Regions from separate parts of the Homo sapiens genome. Here region 1 is linked to region 2. A link is an interaction called in ENCODE POLR2A ChIA-PET data of the cell type or tissue named here. Cell type or tissue: K562. All regions are shown on one strand. Links, peaks and the distances in the headings refer to the core of each region. The heading gives the core; the rest is flanking DNA.

Region 1 (5,367 bases), core at 166-5,165, 200 kb before region 2:
CCTCATAACTCCAGCTCTCCGACCTGACCTTCAGCCACATCTCTTCTGCCTCTAGCTGAAGAAAGTTAAGGGCTATGTGATTACACTGGGCCCAGTCAGATAATCCAGCATAAACTCCCTAATTTTTTTTTTCAGAGACAGGGGTCTCACTATGTTGCCCAGGCTGGTCTCAAACTCCTGGGCTTAAGTGATCCTCCTGCCTCAGCCTCCAGAGTAGCTGGGACTACAGGCATGCACCACTGCACTTGGCATAAGCTCTCTATTTTAAAGCCAGTAACCTTAATCACACCTGCAACGTCTCTTTTGTTATGTAATCACATATTCACAGGTTCCAAGGATTGGGGCAGGAACATCTTTGGGGACATGATTGTTCTGCCTGCCACATTCCTACTGGGAGGATAGAGACCTGAGTTTCAGACCCACCTCTCCTTTTTGGTGTGTGGACTCAGGATGGGGATTACTTCACCTGTCTAAGCCTTAGTTTCTACTTCTTTTTTTTTTTTTTTTTTTTTTTTGAGACAGCGTCTCACTCTGTCTCCCAAGTACAGTGGCACAATCATGGCTCACTGCAACCTCACCTCCCCGGCTCAAGCAATCCTCCCACCTCAGCCTCCCAAATAGCTGGGACCACAGCCACGCACCACCACACCCAGCTAATTTTTGTATTTTTTGTAGAGATGGGGTTTTGCCATGTTGCCCAGGCTGGTCTTCAACTGTTGGGCTCAAGTAATCTGCCGGCCTCGGCCTCCCCAGGTGCTGGGATTACAGGCGTAAGCCCCCGTACCCATCAGTTTCTTCTGAAGAAGGGGTTCACACTAGCACTTAGGTCCTAGGATCATGGTGAAGAGTGATTGCATTCATTCATGCTAAGAGCTTATCAGTTCCTGGTACACGGCATTGTTATCGTTGTGATGACAGGGGCAGGGCCCACACACCTGCACCCTCGAGGGGGACGGAGATGGGTCCCAAGGTCTGGGATCTGGTCTTCAATTTGGTAGGCCCAGAAATTGAATTTTCTGCTCACCCAGCTAGTCGGTGTTAGAGCCATGATTCAAACCCTGGCCTCACCAGTTCCAAAACCCCCTGTACACCAGGAGGTCCAGCTTCCATAGACTCTATCCCTGCTGCCTCTTTCAGTGGCAGTTGGGCTGAGGTCCCTCTGAGTCACAGCTGGCAGGAGGGAAACCCTTGGATTCACAGAGTGATATGCTTAGGGAATTACCCTCCTTTAAGCCTTGGGGAAGGAGAACTCCCCCAAGTGTATAAAGCGTGTGCACAGACCTTGTCACCTCTTCCCTTCACTGCAGCCCTATGAGGTACAAATGAATGATTCCTATTTCCAAATGTGGTTAATTGAGACCCAGAGAGGATGGGGGAGAAGACGCAAAATGGATTAAATACCTGCGATATTCTCTTTTGTTTGTCTGTTTGTTTGAGACAGTCTCACTGTGTCACCCAGGCTGGAGTGCAATGGCACAATCTTGGCTCACTCCAACCTCCACTTCCTGGGTTCAAGCAATTCTCGTGCCTCAGCCTCCCAAGTAGCTGGGATTACAGGCATGTGCCACCACGCCCAGCTAATTTTTGTATTTTTAGTAGAAACGGGGTTTCACCATGTTGTTCAGGCTGGTCTCGAACTCCTGACCTCAGGTGATCTGCTTGCCTTGGCCTCCCAAAGTGCTGGGATCACAGGCATGAGCCACCGCACCCGGCCAAATATCTGCAATGTTTTGAGCACCGTGCAGGGCGCTTTATGTACATCACCTTCACGAGACCCTCCTCCCCAAGTTACTTTCCTCATTTCCTAGAGGAGAAAACAGCTCAGAGAAGGAGAGAAATATGCTCAAAGCTCAACAGCTGGAAAAAGACAGGACCAGGAAACCCTTCCTTTTCCATCAGACGAGGTCCCCTCATGAGGAGAACGTGCAGTCCGTGACTGGGGAGCTCCTCAGGGTCAAGGATGCTCATCTCTGAATGCAACCCTTCCCCTGCAGACCTGGCAGGGTCTGCAAATAGTGACATTCTTTTTTTTTTTTTTTTTTTTTTTTTGAGACAGAGTCTCGCTCTGTCACCAGGCTGGAGTGCAATGGCATGATCTCAGCTCACTGCAACCTCTCTGTGCCTCCCAGGTTCAAGCGATTCTCCTGCCTCAGTCTCCCGAGTAGCTGGGATTACAGGCGCCCGCCACCATGCCCAGCTAATTTTTGTATTTTTAGTAGAGTCAAGGTTTCACCATGTTGGCCAGGATGGTCTCGATCTCTTGACTTCGTGATCCACCTGCCTCAGCCTCCCAAAGTGCTGGGATTACAGGAGTGAGCCACCAAGCCTGGCCAAATAGTGACATTCTAACCATTGCCTATGGAATAGGAGACATGCTTCTATTTGTTGAAATTGTCATCCCTCATGTAACCAGCCTGGGGAAGAACATTCAAGGGGGCATAACCCCCTCCATGGGCACAAACTGAGTCTTGGGCTCTGGTACAACCAGGGTTCTACTGAAAACTTATCATTTCCCATTAGTGTTACCATAGCAACACGAATGTCTTCATTCATTCCCCTAGTGTATGAACAGAGCTACACTCACCCCACCTGTTCTCCCAAGCCCCCTCAAAGTCCTTTCATCTCTGAGATTCTGTGATTCAATTAATTATCACCAATGCCTGCACTGCTTTTTGTCGTTTTCATTTATTCCATCTGCTGAGTCACCGTGTCCTGCTCTAGATGAGAGTGGTTATTCACAACGGTTATTCAGCCGTCAGTTGCCATGGACACCGCACAGCCTGCTTCCTTCATCACCCATTAATTCTCAGCAAGGCTGGCTGTAAGCATGGGTACCACTGCAGTTACCCAATACCCAAGGGGATCAAACTCTCCCAGAAAAGGTGGGGGCCCAATGACGCATGAACAGGAGCAAAATCTCTGCTCTCAACAGTGGAAAAGTAAAAAACAGCCTACGGCTCATTACATCTGGTCAAACCATGTGGAGGCAGCAGTTTATCAAATAAGTCAACAAGGTACCATTTTGTTTTCTGGTCCATCTTTGGCAAATGCTTTAGTCTGTTTGCTAACCATTTGAAGGTATATTTTGATACTGAAAAGTTGTTGGCTGGGCATGGTGGCTCACGTCTGTAATCCCAGAACTTTGGCAGACTAAGCTGGGCCGATCATGAGGTCAGGAGTTCGAGACCAGCCCGCCCAACACGATGAAACCCCATCTCTACTAAAAATACAAAAAATTAGCCAGGCGTGGGGGCGTGCGCCTGTAATCCCAGCTACTAGGGAGGTTGAGGCAGAAGAATCGCTTGAACCCAGGAGGCGGAGGTTCCAGTGAGCCGAGATCACACCACTGCACTCCTGCACTCCAGCCTGGTGACAGAACTAGACTTTGTCTCAAAAAAAAAAAAAAGTTGTTATGCAGATTACTAGCTCCCCTTGAAAGCAAAATGAAGGAGGCTTCAAAGGCAGGACCCTCCAGGAATTGGTTCTGCATAGGGGGTTTGCAAGTGGTGGTGCATGGGCAGCTGACCTAGAAGACACGGGGCAGCTACAAGCCAAACCCAGCCCAGCACAGAGGGCCTAAGGAGAAGAAGGCACCAAGGGTGTTCCATGGTAGGGGGAGGGTGAAAGGACTTCAGAGGTGACCAGGATGTGAGCCACTAGAAGGAGAGAACAGGGCCATCAGCCCACAACCCATTGCTCCTGGTAACACGTTATGTTTGCAGAGTCCAGTGGAGGGGACGGGGAATCAATACATCACCCCACATTCACACGCTTGCCAAACATCAGTGGATGGCGAAATCCACTTTCCCTGAATCTAAGCCCATCGGGTTCACTCCCTCACCTACCACCACCCACAAAGGTCCCTATGTAGTTCGAGAGATAAGTGCCAGGCCTCTGACCCCCAGGATATGGTGGGAAGCATTGCTCCTGACCCAGGGAGCTTGGTTCCTGCCCCTCAGGTACAGCTGGAGAGCTGCCGCCACCCCGCTCCAGCCCCTCACCATGAAGGTCAACTCCCCTATCCTTCCCCCACATCCTGGATGACTGACTGACACTAAATGAAAGGGCGGGGCAGGGTGATGGGCTGTACCTGTGCCCCACCCCATTCCTCTCGCCTGGACTCATATGGCAGGGTAGGGGCGGGGTGGGGGGACAGTTGGGAGGGACCTTGAGGGCTTTATAAGGCAGGCCTGGAGCATCAAGCAGAGCAGAGACCTGAGAGGCACCAGGCCCAGCCGTGGCACCACACACCTCCCAGCTCTGCAGGTGAGAAAACCCAGGAGGAGAGGGGAGAGGCTAGGAAGTGGGTTGACAGGTCCTCTCCCCCATCAAGGTACCAGGCCACTGGCCAGAGTCTGGGGCTCACCCCTTGGGGTCTCCAGAGCTGGGACCCTTTCTTTATCCCAGGATGGAACTAGGTCTTGGCTCCAGTACCTACCCTGGTATTCCCAACCTTGCCTTCCACCTGCCCTTCTGCCGCAGCCGGGGCCCTGCCCTTAGCCTATCCCTTCACACTCTTCCCAGCCCTGGGAGGTGAGGAGGACTGGGGTTCTTCTCCTTTCTCTCAGACAAGAAAACTGAGGCCCAGAGGCAAGATGTGACTTGCCCAAAGTCACAGGGATTATTAGGCAAGGCTGGGATAGGAATCCACAGCTCCTGGATCCCACTTCAAGCCCTTTCCTAGACCAGTGCCATCCAAAAGAACGTCCTATGATGCAGGAAATGGTCTTCATCTGCACTGTTCAATATGGTAGCCACTAGCCACGTGTGCGCTTGAAATGGGGTTAGTGTAAGGAAGTTTTTGTTGTTGTTGTTGTTTGTTTTTTTATATAGAGTCTCGCCGTGTCACCCAGGCTGGAGTGCAGTGACATGCAACCTCTGCCTCCCAGGTTCAAGCAATTCTCCTGACTCAGCCTCCCGAGTAGCCGGGATTACAGGCGCCTGCCACAACACCCAGCTAATTTTTCATATTTTTGGTAGAGACAGAGTTTCACCATGTTGGCCAGGCTGGTCACAAACTCCTGACCTCAAGTGATCCAACCCCCTCAGCCTCCCAAAGTGCTGGGATTACAGGCGTGAGCCACTGCACCTGACCATAATTTTTTAATTTAATTAATTTAAATGTAAAGAGCCACATGTGGCTGGTGGCTATAGCACTGAACAACACATGTGGTTAGCATCTGACAATACAGCTCCAGATCACTGATTTTTCAAACATTTCTTCAGCAGCAGAATTCTTTTCTTCCAAAGAAAACCTAACAGAAAACCTGATTATGAAAAACTTAATGGCCAGGCACCGTGGCTCATGCCTGTGATCACAACACTTTGGGAGGCTGAAGCAAGCAGATTGCTTGAGCTCAGGAGTTC
Region 2 (5,367 bases), core at 103-5,102:
AAAATGGGGTCACAGATCCCTAAGCTCAGTAAGTCCTCAGGAGATGCCCTTTCACCCCTTGCTCTGGTGCGGGCTGTGCCTGAACAGGCACCGACCTTGCCCACTCTTGGCCTCCTCTGGAGGGTGACACAGGACCTGCGCAAGTGAAAGGGCTCCAACAAGTCACGGCTGTGGCAGAGCTTGACGGGGAGGGGAAACCGGGTAGAAGGGAGGTAACCATTCTGCTTCATGAGCCTTGAGGAAGGCACAGTGACTCAGCCTCAGGACATGGGTCCGGGCGCAGGGAATGGGTGGAGAAGTGGGGAGCCAGGGCTTAATCAGGGAAACTTCTCCACGCAGACTCTCCTGGCTGAGGACCACAGGCCTGCAGAGCTAATCAGTTCGAGTGATTCCCTGGCGGCGGCTGTGGCGAGACAGCCCTCATCCTAGTAAGTCCCAAAACCCCCGCCTGGCCTGTGCGTCACTGCTGAGTCAGGGACCAGACAGCAATCCATAAGAGGTAATGAGCCACTCCTGCTGGCCCAACGCTGCTGCCAGCTCAGATGTCTGATGTCCCACCTTCCCCTCCCAGAGGCCAGCAGAAGGAAGCAGGATGTGCTCCCTGGGGACATGCTCAGCATCCCTCCCTCCAATCCCACCATCCTCTCTCCAAAGGCCTGGGAACTCAAGGGACAGGTCGCTTCACGCCTGGGTCCATGTGCAACTTCAAGGATCCCGCTTTACCCATGAGGGCCAGAAACTGGGAAATTAACATTTAAGGGCTACTCTGAGGAAGCCCAATGAGGGAGGAAGACATCTCCATCACCACCTTCATTGCTATTCTCGAGGCAGCCAAGGAAGAGAACAGCTCATCCCTGGTACAGTTTCACCCCAGATGAGCACCAGGCCCTTCAGAGCCACGTGCTCTACAGAGCCAGGTGTGGATGGCACATTCTTCCCAGGCTAGGCCAGGCCTCAGCTCCACTCCCTCCCTTAGTCCTCCAGCTCCCCTGGGGAATAAGAAGAAACATAATTTTATTCCAGGCATCTCTTACCCTTCCTAAACCATGTTTCACTTTAACTCTCTCATCTACGTGGTTGAAATTCATCACCAAGCTGGGAGAAGTTAATAATTGAATTTGGGCTTGGTGGCACACATCTGTGGTTCCAGCTACATGGGAGGCTGAGGCAGGAGGATTCCCTGAGGCCAGAAGTTCGAGACCAGCCTGGGTAACATTCAAGACCCTAACTCTATAAAAAAATGTTAAAAAGCAGCCTGGATGGTGGCATGCACCTATAGTCCCGGATACTCAGGAAGCTGAGGTGGGAGGATAACTTGAACCTGGGAAGTGGAGGCTGTAGTGAGATGTGAACATGCCACTGCACTACAGCCTTGAGTGACAGTGTGAGACCCTGTCTTAAAAAAAAATAAAGTAGGCCGGGCGCAGTGGCTCATGCCTATAATCCCAGCACTTTGGGAAGCCGAGGCAGGCAGATTACCTGAGGTCAGGAGTTCGAGACCAGCCTGGCCAACATGGAGAAACCTCGTCTCTACTAAAAATACAAAATTAGCCAAGTATGGTGCTGCATGCCTGTAATCTCAGCTACTCAGAAGGCTGGGGCTAGAAAATCGCTTGAACCCAGGAGGCGGAGGTTGCAGTGAGCCAAGATCACGCCACTGCACTCCAGCCTGGGCTACAGAGCAAGACCCTGTCAAAAAAAAAAAAAAAAAGAATCAGACCATTTCCACCTGGCTCTTGAATTATATTGAGGTTACCTCTGCAGCACATCTTGCCCAAACCAATAAAACAAAGAAGTTTGGATGATGAGGGAGCTGGGAATGGGCATCAAGACTGAGCCTACTGCTGGCAGCCACCTGAGTGGGTCAGCGCCACAGGACTCCTGCCTTCCCTGAGCTACAATGAGACTGGCTGTGGGGGTGATCCACAGAGCTGCTGACCTGGAGGTGACCATATTTGCTTCTGTTACCACACACGTTCATCCTGACCCCATGCCCACTCACTGTGGCTTCCTGTCCCAGCCGTGGCTTCAGCCAGGACTTGACCCCATCCAGAGTGAGGTTGACCCCAACGAGACCAAGTTTTCCACGACGTTTGATCAGCTGGTCTGGCTTGACTACCAAGTTCTGGAACAAAAGCGGTTTGTATTTAGAGTGAGGAAGAATTAGATAAACCGTAGTATTTTGGGGATCCAAATAGAGGACAGCAGGGATTGACTTCCCATTCACTCTGCTCCAAAGCCAGCCCTAACCATCCTTCAGAGTCAACTCCTGGATGCTTCCTCCACCTACCCTAGCCAATATCTTGCTTTTGACAACCAGGTATCTAGAGGCATTTGTGCCCAGATGGAGCCTGGCACAGAGTAGGCGCTCAGCAAATACCTGCTGAGTGAATAAGTGATTCTCTACCCTCCCTATGTGATACATTAGCTTCTTCATTCAACAGTAAGCCCCTCAGAATATGGACCAGAACATGTGTTCCAAAGAGGAAAACAGAGAGACAGAGCCTTGAGGCAGCAAGGAACCTTAGAGGTCATCTGGTCAACCCCATCCCTGTGCTTGAACCCTGTCTACAACAGGCCCAATAAGCAGCCCCTAACCACTGCTCATACATCTCCAGGGCCAGGAAACTCCCTCCATCCCTTTGTGGTTGAGCTGCCTCCTAGTGGGAAGAAACACCACCACTAGTCCTAGGCTTACTCTCTGAGCCCTGCCAAGGAAATCTAAGAGCTTTCTAACAATGGCCCTGCAAAGATCTCAAGAACAGAGCCCTCTATTCCAGGCTGACCCTCCAGGGTCGGGGCCATTCTTCACAAAGTACAACATCACACTTCCTAATTGCCTTGATACATTCCTGATATACTCCACTTAGGGGAGGAGAGGGCACATCCCTACTTTTTACTGAGCATCTACCATGTGCCAGGCACCAAGCACGCTAAATGCTTCTTGCTAATCTTTACAGCTCAAAGTGAGTATTATCCCATTGGAGAGATGGGGAATCTAAAACTCAAAAGAGGTGAAATGGCTTGCCCCAGGCCACATGGTTAATAAACACAGCTTTGATTTGGACACCAGTTTGTCCAGTTTCAAGCCCATGGCAGGGTATACCATGCTGGGGTACCTCAACATGCAGGGCTCAGCATGAACACAAACCCTGCTCAGCCCATGGCATGCTTCCCACAGCTGCTGCTGGCAGCCTCCAACCCCATGACCCTATCGGCATCACCAACAAACCAATGGCTTTCTCTTCCTCAGACCCCGGGCCTGGAAGAAAGGCCCAAAGTGGAGGCAGGGCTCACCTGGCTGAGCAGCCAGGGGTGGTCCTGCAGCAAGCGGGCCCAGTCTGTGTCAGGAGTGACCCGAGCATACTTGAACCGATTCTGGATGGCTGAGGTGGTACAGATGAACTTGTAAAGGAGTTCTTTGCCCGTCTGCTCTGAAATTGCCTTGGCCGACATGGCTGCAGAGAGACCTGCTCTACCTGTCTGGGAGAGAGAAGCTGGTCAGAAGGGGGCAGGCGTGTGGAGGCACTATCTTCCCCAGCAGGGCAGACCCACTCCCAGTTGCCCCCAGACAATAAAACCAGATCTCAGCTTTTCTCAAGAGGAAGGAAAAAATGCTGTCCCAGCGGGAGGGATGGAAGAGAGATATCAAGCAGCACTTTTGCCAGCAGAGGAAGAAGATCCAGAGATAATGGGTGAGGGAAGATAGAGAAAAACAAAAGTGCCATTTCCCCTGGGACTCTTGCCTTACCCTGCCCCATTCCCTCTAGGCAAACTAGCTGATCCACAACCACACTCATCCTGGAGCAAAAGGCAGCTGGCTAGAAGGCCAAGAAAACCGGTGCTTTGACCCAAATCTGAGTGCTGGTCCCATCTGAGGTGGGCAGACACTGAAACACCTTTCTGTTCTCTGACCAGTGCAGAGTACGGCTGAAATTGCAAAAGGCTAGCCTTTCTCTCCCTACAGGTTTCATCTCCCCCACACCCAGATTTACCCCTATACACACCCTTACACACCACCGGGCCAATGGCCAAGCCAGCAAGTTTACTTAGCCTCAAAAAGGGTCACACCCCCAGGTCCTGGTTAGAAGGGGAGTAGGGGAGGGGGGAGGATCATCGCTAAGCTCTTTTCTCCTCTTTTCTCCTGGACACTAGCCTCCCAATCCTGAGTATGGAGCAGACACAGGGCAGGGAAACCGACCTTTAGCACATTCCACCCGCCCCACTGCGTCATCCAGCTGCTAATTTAGAGCAAAACTCACTAAGAAGAACAGATGCCTCTCTGGGGACCACCCTGTAGTGGTCACTTCTAACTGGGGCGGACTGAGAGGAGGAGGAGGAAGAGGCAGAAACCATCCTCCATCACATGTATAGGAAAACTCATCTTGGAGTTCGAGGCTACAGTGAGCTATGATTGCACCGCTGCACTGTAGCCTGGGTGTCAGAGCAAGACCTTGTGTCTAAAAAAAGATAAAAAGAAACTCATCTCATATGAGCTCTGGGAGGTACACTGAGATTTATAACCCCATTTCTTAGATGAGGAATAAAATCTCAGAGGCGTTAGGATAACTTGCCCAAGAAGCCCACCTAATAATAAGCAAGGTTATGACCCAAGACTCGAACCCAAACCCTCTTACACCTAGGTCCCCAGAAAAATCCACACCAGCCCAAGAAAAGACCATTTTTCCAAGAGCCAGGCCCATGTGTCCTTTTCACTTCAAAGAGTCTATGATAAGAATTTCATCATCTCCCCTCTCCAAGACTCTGTCCTGATACACCCATTCTCCTGTGGGTAACTCAAGGACTGAGCTGGGGAGGGGAATCGGGGGAGGTGGGCATGGAAATTCAGGCCAAGAGCTTGGCCGGATCAGGAAAAGTCACTCCTGACTCCCCCAAAGCCCAGAAGCAAAGCTGTTTAATTTGCTGGGGGAGAAAAAAGTCAAGTACAAATAAAGGAGGGCAGAGTGAAGGAGCCGGCTTGTTTACACGTGCTGGAAGTTGGGTCTCCGTTCCCAACTCAGAGAAGGCCAACATTCCAGGGGCTACATTGCGCCCCCTCCCAATCGGCCAGGCTGGTGGGGCTTCAGGTTCTCATCCTGGCTTGGCTGCCTCTGTCGGCCTCCTAGCTAGTATCCAGCATGGCACAATGGGTGTATTCAGCCTGGTGTCTGCCTAAAGTGGGGTAGCTGGGAAGGGGCTCAGAGATGTTCCCTTTTCTGGCCTTCCCCTGGAATGACTTGAGATTCCTTCTCAGTATGAGTTTCCAGAGACGTCCCAACCACCTCACTGCCCCACGGTCCTCCACCCCCCACCCACTGCTCCATTTCCCAATATTTTTGACTCAGACCAGAAAAACTGGTCCTCAGA

What was found. ChIA-PET counts read pairs that join two places held together with the same protein. Peaks named below come from ENCODE experiments on the same cell type or tissue, not always from the same donor. Only the 100,000 strongest peaks of a DNase experiment are listed, where the experiment ranks them.
Region 1: POLR2A ChIA-PET joins it to region 2 with 8 read pairs; 6 of 35 experiments call an interaction of 5 or more read pairs at or near these places.

The regions. Positions count from the first base shown.
Region 1 is chr17:41,708,122-41,713,488 of GRCh38, forward strand. GAST (gastrin) reads left to right here and starts at 4,210. Exons shown (of 3, transcript NM_000805.5): 1 at 4,210-4,266. RefSeq lists an enhancer at 48-575. In K562, for the core only: no CTCF peak of the experiment used is centred there; a DNase peak (open chromatin) is centred at 2,771; H3K27me3 peaks cover 1,033 bases.
Region 2 is chr17:41,910,418-41,915,784 of GRCh38, forward strand. It overlaps ACLY (ATP citrate lyase), which reads right to left. Exons shown (of 29, transcript NM_001096.3): 2 at 3,298-3,479; 3 at 2,003-2,125. The coding sequence starts at 3,456. Among named protein-coding and RNA genes, the nearest start is that of ACLY, 5.8 kb to the right of the region's middle. RefSeq lists enhancers at 1-827, 327-826. In K562, for the core only: no CTCF peak of the experiment used is centred there; no DNase peak of the experiment used is centred there.